Linked DNA regions of Homo sapiens: region 2 is linked to region 1. The links are chromatin loops, found by intact Hi-C in ENCODE. Cell type or tissue: dorsolateral prefrontal cortex. All regions are shown on one strand. Links, peaks and the distances in the headings refer to the core of each region. The heading gives the core; the rest is flanking DNA. Region 1 overlaps DIPK1A (divergent protein kinase domain 1A). Region 2 overlaps DIPK1A (divergent protein kinase domain 1A).

Evidence for each region. Peaks named below come from ENCODE experiments on the same cell type or tissue, not always from the same donor. Only the 100,000 strongest peaks of a DNase experiment are listed, where the experiment ranks them.
Region 2: a loop joins it to region 1, with 5 times the contacts of the local background. A loop is called at or near these places in 13 of 110 quality-filtered maps.

Annotation. Positions count from the first base shown.
Region 1 is chr1:92,939,310-92,947,651 of GRCh38, reverse strand. All of the region lies in intron 1 of DIPK1A (divergent protein kinase domain 1A), which reads left to right. Among named protein-coding and RNA genes, the nearest start is that of DIPK1A, 18 kb to the left of the region's middle. In dorsolateral prefrontal cortex, for the core only: no CTCF peak of the experiment used is centred there; no DNase peak of the experiment used is centred there; H3K4me3 peaks cover 3,876 bases; H3K27ac peaks cover 7,582 bases.
Region 2 is chr1:92,872,435-92,880,776 of GRCh38, reverse strand. It overlaps DIPK1A (divergent protein kinase domain 1A), which reads left to right. Exons shown (of 5, transcript NM_001006605.5): 2 at 4,347-4,481. Among named protein-coding and RNA genes, the nearest start is that of SNORA66, 36 kb to the right of the region's middle. In dorsolateral prefrontal cortex, for the core only: no CTCF peak of the experiment used is centred there; a DNase peak (open chromatin) is centred at 7,805; H3K4me3 peaks cover 3,904 bases; H3K27ac peaks cover 8,000 bases.

The DNA of each region.
Region 1 (8,342 bases), core at 275-8,274:
TAAACATGGAAGTACAGCTGTCTCTCCATACTGATTTCCTTTCCTTTGGATAAATACCCAGTAGTGGGATTGCTGCATTATATGGTAATTCTGTTTGTAGTTTTTTTGAAGAACCTCCATAATCTTTCCCATAATGGCTGTACTAATTTATATTCCCACCAACTGTGTATAAGAGTTCCCTTTTCTCTGCATCTTTGCCAGTATTTGTTATTTTTTGTCTTTTTGGTAATAGCCATTCTAACTGGGGTGAGATGATAGCTCATTGTAGTTTTGATTTGCATTTCCCTGATGATTTTCTTATCCTTGTTTTGACCATTTGTATGTCTTCTTTTGAGAAATGTCTGTTCAGATCATTTGCCCAGCTTATATACTTTTAAAAAATATCTTAAAATGTTTATTTTTGTATAAGAATAACTGATGATTTTCTGTATTTTGATGTATTATTATAAGTATTTCCCCGCCTTGAAAAATGCATTCAAAATTATTCTTACATACTTAAAACTTTTATTTTTGTGTAAGTTACTATATACATATAATAGATGAGTATAGTCGTAGTTTTACATAGAATAGAAATAACTAAATATAATTATATCAGGGATTTGTGCTTATTACTATTTTCCTGAAAGGATTGCATTATCAAAAAAATTTGGAGATCACTGCTCTACATAATAGACTTTTATGTCTGTGTGGTTTTTTTTTTTTTTTTTTGAGACAGGGTCTCACTCTGTCACCCAGGCTGGAGTACAGTGGCACAGTCTCAGCTCACTGCCGCTTCAACATCGCAGGCTCGGGAGATCCTCCCACCTCAGCCTCCCAAGTAGTTGGGACCATAGACAAGTGCCACCAGGCTTGGCCAATTTTTGTATTTTTTTATAGAGGCAGGGTTTCACCATGTTGCCCAGGCTGATCTCAAACTCCTGGGCTCAAGCAATCTGCCTGCCTCAGCCCCCAAAGTACTGGGACTACAGGCATGAGCCATCGGGCCCAGCCTACCTCTGTTTCTTGATTTATCAAGTTTAGTTAATATTTGCTAACTTGGTGTTAAAAAATGAATATTTAGTTTTCTCACATCATTATCCCTCTCCATTGTTTGATAGTTGTAATTTTAATTTAACTTATTCTGTTGCTTAACTTGGTAACCTCAGAAATAACAACTGTTTCTTATTTTATCCGCTTTTGACAGTCTTTCTTGACTCTCCCCTTTTTTAGAAGGGACATGAGAACATGTGCTCCTTTTTCTACCTGTTTTTTCCTCTCTTCTACTTCCCACTTTCTGTCAGCTACTTTTAATTTTACACTGCCAAAGTTGATAACATTTATATTTTTTCCTTTTATACAACCAAGTCTCCATATAAGTTGAATTTTGAATATGAGAACTATAAATAATATTATATTATTATGACTTGTTAATTCTTCCATAAAGGAAAATCTCCCTTATAAACCTGAAACCCATTGTCTGCAGCTTATAGTTATTTTCCTTTTATTATAGGAAGCACGTAGAATTAACAGACCTCAACAATTGCCCCTTGTTATTTAGCACATTACTACAAGGATTTGTCCCTTCCCAGAAGCTAGACCATATTTCTGCCAATAGGGAAAAGAACATGTGATGTTTGTAAATTCCCTATTAAAAAGTCCCTTGTATTTAGAAATCATGCTTGTTTGCTTTTTGACGTTTCTATTAAAAAATAATAATTAAAACCTAGCCTTTGGGATCCCTAATGAAGTAACAGAATTATGATTTGAAATCACTGTCCATCGGCCACAGTTTCTCCCCTGAACAGTCAATATGCAGTATTTGTCTTTTGCAATAATTACCTGGTTACACTTAGCTGCAGAAAGTGGACATTTCTTCTGTCATCCGCTCCCCAAATCCAAGTGAACTGAGCTTCTTCTGGAGTTCTGGACCATTCAAATAATGAAAATGACTCTCACCTTCAGGGAGTTAATTGCAGGAAGGAACTAGGTATCATTTGATTCTGTGTTTATAGAAAATAGAAAAGGAGTGAGATACTTTTGGCCACTCTTTCTCTTAGGATCCTGAAGTTTATGTCTTGAGACCAAATACATCAAAGTTAGTTCTTGCCTAAGATGAAAGACATTTCTAATTTTAGTACCCCCTAAAATATGATTCTATAAATATTATTTAGTGCAGAGCCAACTCTATGTTAGGACTACTTTTTCTTCTTGCTGGGGCCAGGGTAATGACCCTGGGCTCTCAAAACTTCAACATTAATAGTAACTGGATCCTCTTTTCTCACACTCTATCAGTTCCTTGTAATCAGGGTACATACAAGCTTGTTTCCTGTTTGAAATGTAGCTTTTTAATGCTATTTGTCTTTTTTCCTTCCTTTTTAAAAATTTTTGCAGGGAGTTTCTAATTGCCTTCTTTTTCTGGCACCATCTTCCTTTATCATAGCCTTATTTTTTCTGTACTCTCACTTATATTTCATATTCTGTGGTGAAATCCTTCTTTTTTTTCTTCTTACCAGAAACCTCCCTCCTCCATGCTTGCGTTCCCATGGTGACCGGATGCTTTTCTAGGCCTACTACACAACTGGCTTCCTAGGATTTCCCTCTCTTCTTCTCATTGGTTGGTGTCACTGTTCTCAGGACCCTAAGTCTTTCCTTGTCCTAATCTGTGCCATCTTCTTCTTTGGCAAGGATGTGTGGGAAGTAAACTTTTCGAGTGCTTTCATGTCTAAAACTGTCTTTGGCCAGGCACAGTGGCTCACCCCTGTGATCCCAGCACTTTAGGAGCGCAAAGCAGGAGGATCACTTGAGCCCAGGAGTTTCAGCCAGCCTGTGGGGTTTTGCCATGTTGCCCAGGCTGGTCTCAAATTCCTGGGTTCAAGTGATCCTAATACAAAAATTAGCTGTGCTCCCAGCTACTTGGGAGGCTAAGGTGGAAGAATCCCGTGAACCCAGGAGGTGGAAGCTGCAGTGAGCCAAGATCGCACCACTGCACTCCAGCCTGGGTGACAGAGTGAGACCTTGTCTCAGAAAAACAAAACAAAACAAAAACTGCCTTTATTGTACCCTGGTACTTGTTCGTAGTTGGGCTCAGTGTAGAATTCTGGGCCAAAAATAATCTTCTCAGAAAATTTGCAGATGCAGCTGCTTTGACTTCTGATATCCCCTGTTGCTGACAAGAAGCTAGTTTGATTATCAATCCTTTGTGGGTGACCTGTTTTTCCTGTTCAGGATCTCTGTTTTATATTTTTATTTTGAAGTTTCCAGAGAAAATGTATAAATAGGGTTCTTTTATCAGTTGTATGGGTACTCACTGAGCCCTTTGAATCTTAAGACTTGGATCCTTTCTCAGCTCTGGGAAATTATATTATTTGTTGAATAGTTTCTCCCTTCTTTTTCCTCTGTTTCTTCCTTCTAGAGCTCTTCCTAGTCAAATGGTGGAGCTATTGGATTGGTTCTTTATGTCTTTTCTAGCTTCTCTATTATTTTTATCTTTTATTCATGTACTTTCATTGTTGAGTTTCTCAATTTTATTTTCCAGATCGTTTGTTGATTTTCTTTCCTTTTCTAACCACTTTTTAAACTCTAAGGATCTTATATTTAATTTAAAAGTTATTTGTTTCTTTTTATGGTTTCCTATTCATAGTTTATGTGGATGCACCATCCTCTTCAGTATTTTGATTATAACAATTTTATTTTTTAATGTTTTCTTATGCTCTGTAATTGTCTTCATTCCTTTCAGAGATTTTATTTTCTATATGTTTATCTTAGCTCTTCTTTTTCATGCTGCTGGACTTTCTCATGTGCTTGGTGATTGTTGGTTGTCTGTTCATATTTTAGAAAGAAGGACTAGGTAACTGGTGTGGCTTTCCTCTGCTGTTTTAAAAGTTAGTCTGTTTTCCCATTAGACCTATCACCGGAATGGATGCCTGACTGAGCCCTGTATGTAGGATGGGATGCCTTGGCTGGCCTGTTTGCTCTAGGTTGAGCCTATGCTGGGCTCTGGGGTCCCTCGTGCCAGCGGAGTACTTTACTCTTGTTGGACTATACATACCCACACTAGAAGCCTTGGCTTTCTGCAGTTTGTTCTTTCAGCTATCTGGTTTTTCGAGTAAGGGTTAATGCTAGGCTGCCTATGATCTCTGTGGGGTGGGGGAGGTGGTTGGGGGTGCCAACCAGTGCAGTTCCAGGTACAGATCTTCAATTATTCCCACCGTCTTCAACCTCACTTCTCACTCCTGCCCTCCCTTGTACCTGTTGGCTCGGAGCCCAGAGCCATCAGGTGTTCCAACTGACAGATTGGCTCTCTAGATTCCCTCTAGCATTCCAAGAAGCAGTTTGGCTTCCAGCTCCTTTTAGGTTGCCTGGTAGAGTATTCTGGGCTGTGGCTTTCTCTGCCTGCCTCATCCATCAACACAATTCCATTTGCTTTTTGAAACTAGAAATGTGTTGGATCTTTTATCCGCTGGTGAATTTCCTACTTTTCTTTCTTTCTTTGTTTCTTTCAGCTGTTAGAGATTTATTGCTTCTTTTGCCTTCCTTATTTGAGTGTGGTTTTGCAAGCTGTAAGTAGCAAACATGTATCTTTAGTCTACCATCTTAAACTGAAAGTCCTGATGTGAATTTTAAACTGCAGCATCTGTTTTCTAATATTTACCTACCCTATTTATCTTCATGACTGCAGTGTCTATTTAAGCATTACATAATTAACAAATTAGCTGGGCGCAGTGGCCCAGGCCTGTATTCCCAACACTTTGGGAGGCCGAGGCGGGCGAATCATGAGGTCAGGAGTTCGAGACCAGCCTGACCAACATGGTGAAACCCCGTCTCTACTAAAAATACAAAAAATTAGCTGGGCGTGGTGGCGGGCGCCTGTAATCCCAGCTACTCGGGAGTCTGAGGCAGGAGAATCACTTGAACTCAGGAAGGAGGCAGAGGTTGCAGTCAGCCAAGATCGCGCCACTGCACTCCAGCCTGGGTGACAGTGCTAGACTCTGTCTCAAAAATAAATAAAAATAAAAAACCTAATTAACAAAGTATTTCAATAAAATAAGGTGAGATAATTAGAGTAAATAACTTGAGAGGAATAAAAATAAGATGGAACTTTTTTCCCCAGAAAATCTTGTATACAGTTCATTTTGATAAAAAAGAAAAAGAAAAAAAAACTGCTAAAAGATTAGCGTCTTAAATTAGAATCAATTTTGTGGTTGAGTTCAATGGGTTTTAAGTAAACAATATCCTTTCCACTTTACTCATAATGCTGTTCATACTTGGTTTTGATAATGCTTTTGTCCTATAAAAGATCTTTATATTAATGTAATGAATTGCTTAAACATTTCACCAGCTTTTAAATAGCAATTTGGTAAAATAGAAAGACTCATGAGATAATTTATTCCCCCAGGACAGAGAAGGGATAAACAAGCCTTTTCAGTCTGTGATAGCAGAATGGTTTGGTGAATTTAAAAGCCTTAATTATTATGCTTTAAGCAACAACTTAATTTGCTTCTGTCTGATTCTTAGTTTTTGAGTTCTTCCTTTCATAAACTGTATCATGTTGCTATTTTGCTGCTCATCATTTTGCTGTTTCTCTTTTCCTCATCAAAAAGTATTTACTGCTCATGTCCATATATTCCCTGTGCTGGCGGTGTTGCTGTGGGCTGTAGATGCACACTGGCTTTTTTTTTTTTTTGAGACAGAGTCTCCCTCTGTCACCCAGGCTGGAGTGCAATGGTGTGATCTCAGCTCACTGCAACCTCCGCCTCCTGGGTTCAAGCAATTCTCTTGCCTCAGCCTCCTGAGTAGCTGGGATTACAAGCACGCGCCACCACTCTTGGCTTTTATCTGTACATTTGAGTGCACTTTTCGAGTATAGAGTGTGGATAGTTAAGGGAATCAATTTCTAGATTTTTGAATTCCCGATGTAGTTTTTCCTAACATTGCTCTGCCAGAGAATGTGTTTGGAATGGAGGTGTGTGCTCTGCTTTCCCACCTTCACTTGCGTCGTTATCCTTTCTCACTTTTAGAAAGGAAAGGCACACTGCTAATCCATTTTAGATATTACAAAGGTCCATTGCCCTGGATGTAAAAACTACCAGGACACCAAACAAAGGGCAATTGAAAATTTGGTGTCTGTGTTAAGATAGTGAATGTCGAGAAATACTGTCTCAGGGAATGACTAGATAACAGTTTTTTGCAATATTAGTTTCCAATATTTTGCTGTCAACAGAACTGAAAGAAGGCCTGATAGAGTTGTCTGCTAAGTAACTAATAGATCAGTAAGTATATTTTTGATGGTAGGTTACTGTTATTTTTGTCACATAACTCAAAAGATTTCCAAGAATTGAGAGATAATTGCTACAACAAGACTTCCATTTTTATCTTTTCATTTATGTGAAAAAAGTTTCTCACCACTTAAAGTTATAAAAACAAAAAATAGGGATAATTCTGTTTTTTAATAGCTGAGTCCTATTTCATTCTGGCAAGAAATAATAGTTACTGCACGTTCTTAGATGACACCAAAAGCATGGTTCATAAAGGAAAAATTGATAAATTTGATCTTATCAAAATTAAAATCTTTTTCTCTGCTAAAGACCCTGTTAAAAAGATGAAAAGACAAGCTACAGACTGGGAGAAAATATTTGCAAATCACATATCTCACAAAGGACTAGTATCTGGAATATACAAAGAACTCTCAAAACTCAGTTTTAAAAAATAGTCCAGTTAGAAAGTGGGAAAAAGACACGCATAGACATTTTACCAAAGCTATATAGATGGCAAGTAAACACAGATGAAGACATTCAAGCTTATTAACCATTAGGGAATTGCACATTAAAACCGTGATGAGATATCATCAGAATGACTAAAATTAAAAATAGTGAAAACACCAAATGCTGGCAAGGACGCAGAGCAACTGGATGATTCATACATTGATGTAAAATGATACAGCCATGGAAAGCAGTTTGCAACTATTTAAACTTATGGTGAAAAATTGTAGATGTCAACTTAAAAATATGCAAGGGGGTATATAGTTTTCAAATTATTTGTGGGATCCACAAACAAAAATGCTAGAGTTTAAAACCATAATACCTCCATTGCTGAAAGGGCTACATTCCAAAAGAATGCCTTTTAAGAAATCAGAATCTTAAATATCAGAGGTAGTTGAAATATTAAGGAACTTGGCATTTGTCTGTTAAGGGGTAGAATTGTAGTACCAAAAGTCCCTTAATTAAATGATAATCACATAAAATATGGCACTAGTAAGAGTAAGAAAAAGAAGTGTTGTACTATGTTAAGATGATGTTATTGGCTTTAAATGCCTATTTTTAAATCAAGGTCAAGGGATGTGCTCGGACAGATGTGTTCAATAGCCATGTTCTAAACAGGCAAGAGAGAAAAAGGAAAGGCAAGTCAGGGGAGAGTTGTGTTTTTAGCAGTCTGTGTTGGGTAGGGCAGAGTGATGTCGGACACTCATCTCTACTCCCAGAAATCACCCTGAAAGGACTACATCAGGTTTACCTTTAGGTAATGCATGATTTCAGATTTCCTATTTCTAGCTCCCCATGTATGGAAAATCTCTATATATGCTTGATGATGCTGTCCCAGTCTTCTTAAATGGGGGATTAAGCCTTCCATTTCACCATTAGCCAGCTTAATATACAGGTACTTAAAGGATTAGTTATAGTATAAATGAATTTCAGTCATTTGATAAATATAGTTGTTTTTTTTTTGAGACAGGGTCTCACTCTGTCGCCTAGGCTGGAGTGCAGTGGCGTGATCTCAACTCACGGCAACCTCTTCCTCCCGGGTTCAAGTGATTCTCCTGCCTCAGCCTCCTCAGTAGCTGGGATTACAGGCATGGGCCACCACTGGCTAATTTTTGTGTTTTTTGTTAGAAACAGGGTTTCACTATGTTGGCCAGGCTGGTCTTAAATTCCTGACCTCAAGTGATCTTCCTGCCTTGGCCTCCCAAAGTGCTGGGATTACAAGCATGAGCTACTGCTTCCAGCCCTGATAAATGTAAATTTTCTATGATCATTTTTTAGTTGACAGAGAAGAATGTGGGAGGAAAGGGGTATCATTGGGTGGAAGGGGGCATATGGGAAGGTGGGGAAGCAGAGGGTTAAGCTTTGAAGTCTACAAATAGAAGCAGAAGTGAGGTATTTTAGTCTTGCTAATGTATTACTTCACATGATTTAGGAATGTTTTGGTTAATTTTTAAAAATACTGCTGACTGCTCTATTAAGAAATTTGTATCCCTGAAGATTAATTAACCTAAAATATATCCTATTAAATTAGACTAATGCAAAAATGGCCTATAGCTAGATCTACCCAGTGAATGTAAAAGTCATTCGGTTATGTAGACTTCCCTC
Region 2 (8,342 bases), core at 120-8,119, 67 kb after region 1:
TGTCCCAGCCTCCCAAGTGGCTGGGATTACAGGTGCACGCCACCACGCCCAGCCAATTTTTTTTGTATTTTTAGTAGAGACAGGGTTTCAGCATATTGGCCAGGATGGGCTCTATCCTTTGGCTCCATGATCCTCCCACCTCAGCCTCCCAAAGTGCTGGGATAACAGGCGTGAGCCACCGCGTGGCCAGAAGTAGTCTTAAATGGCTAAATTTTGGTTGTTGCCTCTTTCTGCCTATTTTTAAAACTTAATGTAAAGTTACAAACAAGATCAAAAATTTTCAGATTTGTTTTGAAATAAGTTATCACAATGAAATCAAACGATATTTTAAAAGAAGAAAAACTATTACTATTTTTTAGAGTAGAATTGGCATTTTGTGTCATCGTGGGCTTACAATAAAATATTGGCAATCATTTACTCTAGTGATAACTGCTTCTGTTATTTCCAGACAGATGTTATTATATTTTTAAAATTACTAATATTTTATGCATTAAAGGCTAATATAAGATAAAATGCTAATGTCATACAAATTTAGCTCTTTCAACCCCACAGTTTTTGTTTTCATTTTATTGTGTAACTGTAAGTTTCTCAAACACATTTTGGGCCTGATAATGCTTTGCTGTGGGGGGCTACATTGTACATTGCAGGATGTTTAGCAGCATCTCTGGCTGCTACCCCACAAGATTTCAGTAGCAGCCTCCAGTTGGGAAACCAAACATGTCTCCAGACATTGCCAAGTGTCCCCTGTGGGGCAAAACTAAGTCCATTTGAGAATCACTGCCATAGTGTATTTACAAAAATTCTTATCATGCTTTTCAGGAACAAAATTAGGAAAAAAGCAACATACCATTACTAGCTAGGCACACAATCTGCCGAACAAAAAACTGCTGGGCAGTCATTGTGAATAGTTCAGCATAAATAAAAAGGTCAGACTACATTTCTTAATCAAAGACTACATTATCTAGGTAATTGGTACAGAACAGACCACTAGAAACATTTTAGTGAGTGGCACACAGGGAAATTAAATTGGTTAATAGCTACAGATGTAATTTATGGCTCTTTCTTCAATCATTATTTTTAAATGTGAGGCTGCAGGATCTGCAGATATTAAAGGACGCATGAAGGTCCTTTTACTACTTTGTGTTACCCCCAAATCACAGCAATTCTCAATGGCATGCTGAAAGAAAAAGGTGTCTCACTCCTTTTATCATTTTGTCTACAACAGGTGATGCCCAGTGCCCTGCTGGGAACATCATCAATCTAACTTCCTCTCAAAAATGTTTGGCATTCTTTGTCATGACAAGTAGGCATCGGGCAGTCCAGTTCATAGGGTTTTTCTCCATTTAAACATATGCCAGAGGAAGTAGAAAAACGTAGCTATTTGATAGGTAGAGAAAAGAAAAATATTTAAATATTGTCACAGAACCATTATCACACCTTAAAAAACTAAAATAATCCTTTACTATCATCAAGTATACTGTCATTCTTAAAATTTTCAATTGTCTTATAAATGTCATTTTTTACAGGTTTTCATTTGAATCAGGACTCAAAAAAGATACATGTGTTGTAATTATTTGATATATTTCTCTCTTTTTTTGCAACAGGGTCTCTCTGTGTCACCCAGGCTGTAGTGCAGTGGTGCGATCTTGGCTCACTGCAACCTCTGCCTCCCAGGCTCAAGCAATCCTCTCACCCTAGCCTCCCAAATAGCTGGGACTACAGGCATGAGCCACTATGCTTGGCTAATTTTTATTTTTATTTTTATTTTTTGAGATGGAGTCTTGCTCTGTCACCCAGGTTGGAATGCAGTGGCACAATCTCGGCTCACTGCAACCTCCGCCCCCCAGGTTCAAGCAGTTTTCCTGCCTCAGCCTCCTGAGTAGCTGGGATTACAGGTGCATGCCACCACACTCGGCTAATTTTTGTTTGTTTGTTTGTTTGTTTGTTTGTTTGTTTTTGAGACAGAGTCTCGCTGTCGCCCAGGCTGGAGTGCAGTGGTGCGATCTCGGCTCACTGCAGGCTCCGCCCCCCGGGGTTCACGCTATTCTCCTGCCTCAGACTCCCGAGTAGCTGGGACTACAGGCCCCCGCCACCTCGCCCGGCTAATTTTTTGTATTTTTAGTAGAGATGGGGTTTCACCGTGTTAGCCAGGATGGTCTCGATCTCCTGACCTCGTGATCCGCCCACCTCGGCCTCCCAAAGTGCTGGGATTACAGGTGTGAGCCACTGCGCCTGGCCTAATTTTTGTATTTTTAGTATAGGCGGGGTTTTACCATGTTGGCCAGGCTGGTCTTGAACTCCTCACCTCAAGTTGTTCGCCTGTCTTGGCCTCCCGAAGTTCTGGGATTACAGGCGTGAGCTCCTGGCTGGCCTTGGCTAATTTTTAAATTTTTTCATAGAGACAATGTCTCACTATATTGTCCAGACTGATCTCAAATTCCTATACTTAAGTGATTCTCCTACCTCAGCCTCCGAAAGTGCTGGGATTACAGATCTAGCCTAATATATATCTTAAATGATTTTTAATCTTTAAGTTTCCCCTTGCCTTTTTTTCCCTTCTTGTAATTTATTTGTTGAAGAAACTGGATTGTTTGTATTGCAGTGTTTCCCACAGCCTGGAGTTTGCTGATTATATCCTTATAGTGTCACTTACTTAAGTGTCACTTGTGTTTCTCTGTCTCATGTATTTCCTGTAAACTGGTAGCTGGAGCTAAAAGGCTTGATCAGATTCAGATTCAGTTTTCTTTTTGGCAAGTCCGAAAAGAAGATGATAGCCACTGACAGTATTGTTGGCTTCTTGCCCAGTGACTTGCAAATTGATTTAGCTAACATTTGCTGAATACTTACTACGTGCCCAGCAATATGCTTATGTTTTATAGGCATTATGTCATTTAATCTTATTTAGGTTCACAATATTAGTACATGTCGATTTCTGTCTGATGACCAAACCTCTTATTAGAGACGAGTCATCTTAAATATCTTTCAAACAAACCCCATGGTATATACCCCATTGTCTTTTATGTGATTTAATTTGGAGTTTAATCTGAACTTTCTTTTTACTTAGAGCAATACAAAAGTATCTTGCATTAAGGCACTTTTTCATTTTAATAATAAAGCTCAGAGACCTACAATTTTACTGAGAACTCATTGTACTCAAGCCTTTTGGTACAGGGATTCACCATCTGTTAACCTCACAAAGATATCTAAACCACAAATAGGGCCAATAGAATTCAGTATTTCCTGAGTCTCTTTTTCCTTTGCACTCATTGTCTTCTGCAGGTGTGCTTATGTCTCTCTCATCTCTTTCTGCTTCTTTGCATGCTCACAATGCTCACAATATCCTACTGTTCCCAGTGTGAGAAACTGGCTCGTGATTGTAAAAGCAAAACTAGCTTTTCATTGTTTGTTTACATATCTTTAATTTATTCTGCCGAATTCTCTTCGTAGTCCTCAGTTCTGCTGTTTATAAAACCAGACCATGGGTGCTACAGACTCAAAAAATAAATGTCAAATAGTCTTGATCAAGTGTCACTTTTGAAGATGAAACTGTTTGATATGTAATTGATGGAAAAAAGGCATCAACCAGCCCGAGTTGCAATTAGATACAAGAGCACTGGAAACAAAACAATGCAAAGAGGATCCTATTGTGCAGCTTTACACTTTGCAAGTTGATATGCAAAGAGTAACTTATTTTTAATATATCTTAACCCTTCTCCAGTCATTTCTCCTTTAACAATTGTTAGCGTCTCCTCAGTTTCCAGAATATCTATTCGGTGAAACATTTGGTTCGCTGAACAAGAGGAACATAAAGCCCTGGTGAATACAATAGGGAAATAGAAATGACTGTAGAGCTTAATTTCTTGTTCTGGTTGTCAGTATGAGACATTAGACAAATAGCCAGATTTTCTGTTCTTATTTCTTTAAAACAAAATTATTTTTATCATGATTTTCCTAAAGACCTTTAAGATTCTTATGTGAAAGAGTCTTTTGTAAGCTTCTAGTAAATAGGAATTGTACCTCTCTTTACCTGATCTCACAAGGTGCCCAGGGTAGCATGGTACATGTGCTTGTGCCTAAAAAGTAGCTTTGGATGATGGTGGTATTTGAAAGGTTATACATCTTAAAGGATATTTTGTTCCCTTTTTCCTTGGCAGGACCAAGGAGCTTCCTTTTCTAAGACCAGTGCTGTTTGGACTCAGTGAAAGTGCACTTTGTTCTAGAATTGCCATATAAAAGCCTGGAATATATATTGAGTTGTTCCAAGAAGGGTGAGAAGTCGTGTTCTAGGACATTGAATGCTGATTTGGTGCTGAATGAATGATCGTTATGTTCTTTTTTACTCACAGGCTCGCTTCTCATATGTGCGGATGAAATATCTTTTCTTTTCCTGGTTAGTGGTTTTTGTTGGAAGCTGGATTATATATGTGCAGTATTCTACCTATACAGAATTATGCAGAGGAAAGGACTGTAAGAAAATAATAGTAAGTATTTTAAATTTCCTGTTTACTAAAAAGCCTCTTCATAACACTATATTTACTGCTTACATACTTACTAATGATGTTTTTAAAAATAAAAGTTAATTTGACATTAGAATTGTGCTAATCTTCTTAGCTTTTTGACATGACCCATTAGTAAAGTTTTCCCCACTTTGAAAATTCCAGTGTTCAGAAATTTAAATATATAACACATAAATAAGTTAGTGTGGGGGCATCCTCAATACAAAGAAGGATTTTTATTATATATATATATATTTTTAATATATTTAAGTTTTAGTTTATTTCAATCAGATGAGTTTTTTAATGTTTAGACTATAAAAGCGTATTTACAGGCAGACTTTCTAGAACACATCTTTTACTCTTGAATACCAAAATTTATCTAAAAGGATTATTATTCTGTTTCTATCCTAGTGATTGGATGTATCTCAGAAAAATGACTGTATCAGTCTAAGATTTCTAGTAGTGATCATTAATTCTATAGACTTATATTTTAAAAATTTGAGAATTTCAAGTAAATTTAACTCCTTTTTTTCCACCAGTACTTTCTCTCTTTTTTTTTTTTTTTTTGAGACGAAGTCTTGCTTTATTGCCCAGGCTGGAGTGCAGTGGTACAATCTCAGCCTACTGCAACTGCCTCCCAGGTTCAAGCAATTCTCCTGCCTCAACCTCCCAAGTAGCTGGAATCACAGGCTCGCACTACCACGCCTGGCTAATTTTTGTATTTTCAGTAAAGACGGGGTTTCACCATGTTGCCCAGGCTGGTCTTGAACTCCTAGCCTCAAGTGATCCGCCCTCCTTGACTTCCCAAAGAGCTGGGATTACAGGCATGAGCCACCGCACCTGGCCTCTACCAGTACTTTCTAATATAAAGAATATTAAAACACTCCATCTCAGAATTATATTTGAATAGTAATGATTTGGAGGGTTCCAATTATTATAACTTGTTAAAGATTCTATAGTTGTTGAGTAGCTACTCTTTACCCAGGCCAGTGGTGTATGCATATAACAGGGAGCAAAATATCTTTGACCTTATAAAACTTACAGTGGATCAGGAAAGAAAATGAGTAATTACAGTAAGGTAAGATAAATAAGATAGCAACTGTTATGGGAACATAAGACGGAAACCTGGAGCTTCCCCAAGTTCTAAGAAAATAAAAACCAGTTTAACACAAGGTGCTTCATCAGTTAGGATACAAAAACACGTTATTCCACAGGAGTGTTACAGTCTTTTAACTAGGCAAGAGAGGGGAATGAGTTAGTAAAGAAGAGTCCTAAGTCAAGGTTCAAAGATAGCAATCCTGTGTTCATTCCAACTGGCCATTCTAGATCCTTAAGGAATTTTAAGATAGGAGGTATCTCTGGGGCCAATGTACTGGGTACTTTACATGTTCATTAATCCTTAGCATAATAGTGTACAGATAAAGAACTATGACCCAGAGAGACAGGAGAATTTGCCCAAGATGATGGAACCAGAATTTGATCCTAATTCTGTCTCTCTATGAAGCTCATACTCCTTCTGCTACCCTACATCAGAAAAGACTGACAGAAGAAGTTACAGTCTAATAAAGCTAATAAAACCCCACAAAACTCAGTTTCTAACCTTCAGTGAAGAAGGAGGAAACAGGAGGTAGATAATCAAGTTCAAAAACATACAAATAACCGAAACTATTTGAAATGTTTATTTCTCTTTCTCTAGGCCACCTTTCTCAAACTAGGTACCTTGGAGCACATTAATAGATATTCCATGGATAAAATATGTCCCTGGTCAGATGTATTTGGAAACAGAGGGTTAAATAAAGATAACAACTGACTTTACTAAGGACTTCTTAGGTTCTTTTAGATACTAATATGTGTTATGCATCTCCAAGAGACAGCAAATATACTTGATCAGAAAAAACCATATCCCCACCACAGCCCTCCCAGGAAGACCTGTTAACATCATCTGGTAATGTTAGAAATCTAAGAGATTAAGACAAAATGAAGTGGATATGCTTTTAAATATCTTGTATCATTACAGTATCCTTCAAATGTAGGGCAAATATTGGTACATATTCTGTCATGAGTAAATTAGAGTTGAAGTGCTTCATTACTTTTCACTTTAATTTAATTTCCCTTTAATTTATAAGAAAGGAAACCAGAACATAATTCTAGCATAATTTAATGGTTATTTTATCAAACCCTGAAGATAATGAAAGAGCTTTCTGAGTCTAAAATACATCATTTTCCTAAGACTGGCTTTTAAAAAATTATAGTTATTCTGCATTTGGGATTATGTTCTTAAAACCTATCATAAGTAGTAGTACTAAAGTCAATAGTACTAAGCTAAGATAGTACTAATATTGTATCACAATTGTGGGATTAGAACTAAAAAGCAAGCAGAAAAAATATTGTTAAAGTATATTTTAGCCAGGCATGATGGCATGCACATGTTGTCCCACCTACTTGAGAGGCTGAGGTGGGAGGATCCCTTAAATCCAGGAATTTGAGATTGCAGTGAACTATGATCCTGCCACAACACTCCAGCCTGGGCAACAGAGCAAGACTTCATCTCAAAAATAAAATAACTTCTTTAAAAGTATATTTTAAAGCCTCAAAGTGCTAACAAGATAGGGAGGAATTACTTGATCAAGACCTGGGAGAGGATAAGATTTTTTTTTTTTTTTTTTGAGACAGAGTTTTGCTCTGTCACCCGGGCTGCAGTGCAGTGGTGCAATCTCGGCTCACTGCAACCTCTGCCTCCCGGGTTCAAATGATTCTCCTGCCTCAGCCTCCCAAGTAGCTGGGACTACAGGTACCCACCACCACACCTGGCTAATTTTTCTATTTTTAGTAGAGATGGGGTTTTGCCATGTTGGCCAGGCTGGTCTCAAACTCCTGACCTCAGGTGATCCACCTGCCTCGGCCTCCCAAAGTGCTGGGATTACAGGCGTAAGGCACCACACCCAGCCGAGAGGATAAGATTTGAAAGAGGTGGGCCTAGTTTTTGTGGCTGCTTTTCACTGGTGATGTATGATCTAAAATTGAAATATACAGTCTTAAGGGGCTAGGGTAATAAAAATCTACTACATCCAACCAAGGATGGGAACACTGGCACACCATGCTTTGTGCTGAGACCTTAAAGGAATGAACCCCAGGAGTAAAGGTAAACTAAAAGAATCTCAGAATGGTGAGCTGACTTTTATGGCCTCTTTTACCCTGGGGGGAATTTGCTGATTCTGGGCATGGGCAGGGATCTGAGAAGCAGAAACCTTATGTTGGCGGAAAGCCCCTACTGGGGACAAGAAATCAGCAGAGGCTTTGTGGAAAACCAGGGGAACCTCATGCATACAGCCAGTTATCCTGTTGGGATATTTGCCAATTCCCGGGGCTCTGCAGAATGAGAGGTTAAAAACCTCATTGGAAAGCCTTTGAAAAGCAGAACAGACTCTTTGGCAGTCTCACAAGATACAGATTAGAGTTATGAACTTGCCAGAAGGAGAAGCCCCAATGAATACCAAGCTCTCAGTTAAAAATCCTAGAGGGCTATATACCCTTGGACATAAGTAGCTAGAGCTTTACCCAGAGCTACAACCAAGTCTCAACTTCAAACAGCTCCTGATTTTGTTAAGGTGATCAGCTACCATTACCTTTGTCTGCTAGACAGAAGGAAACCCTCTCTGGAGACATTATGTAAAAAAGTACAAAGAATGCCAAAAGACAAAATAAAATGACCAAAAATCAAGAGATAAACACAGATACTAGAAGCAGATCTCCAGATGATCCAGATATTAAGAGTTATTCAAAAAGAATGTAAAAATAACTTTATATTCATGTTCAGTTAAATAGGAATAAAGGTAGAAGAAATAG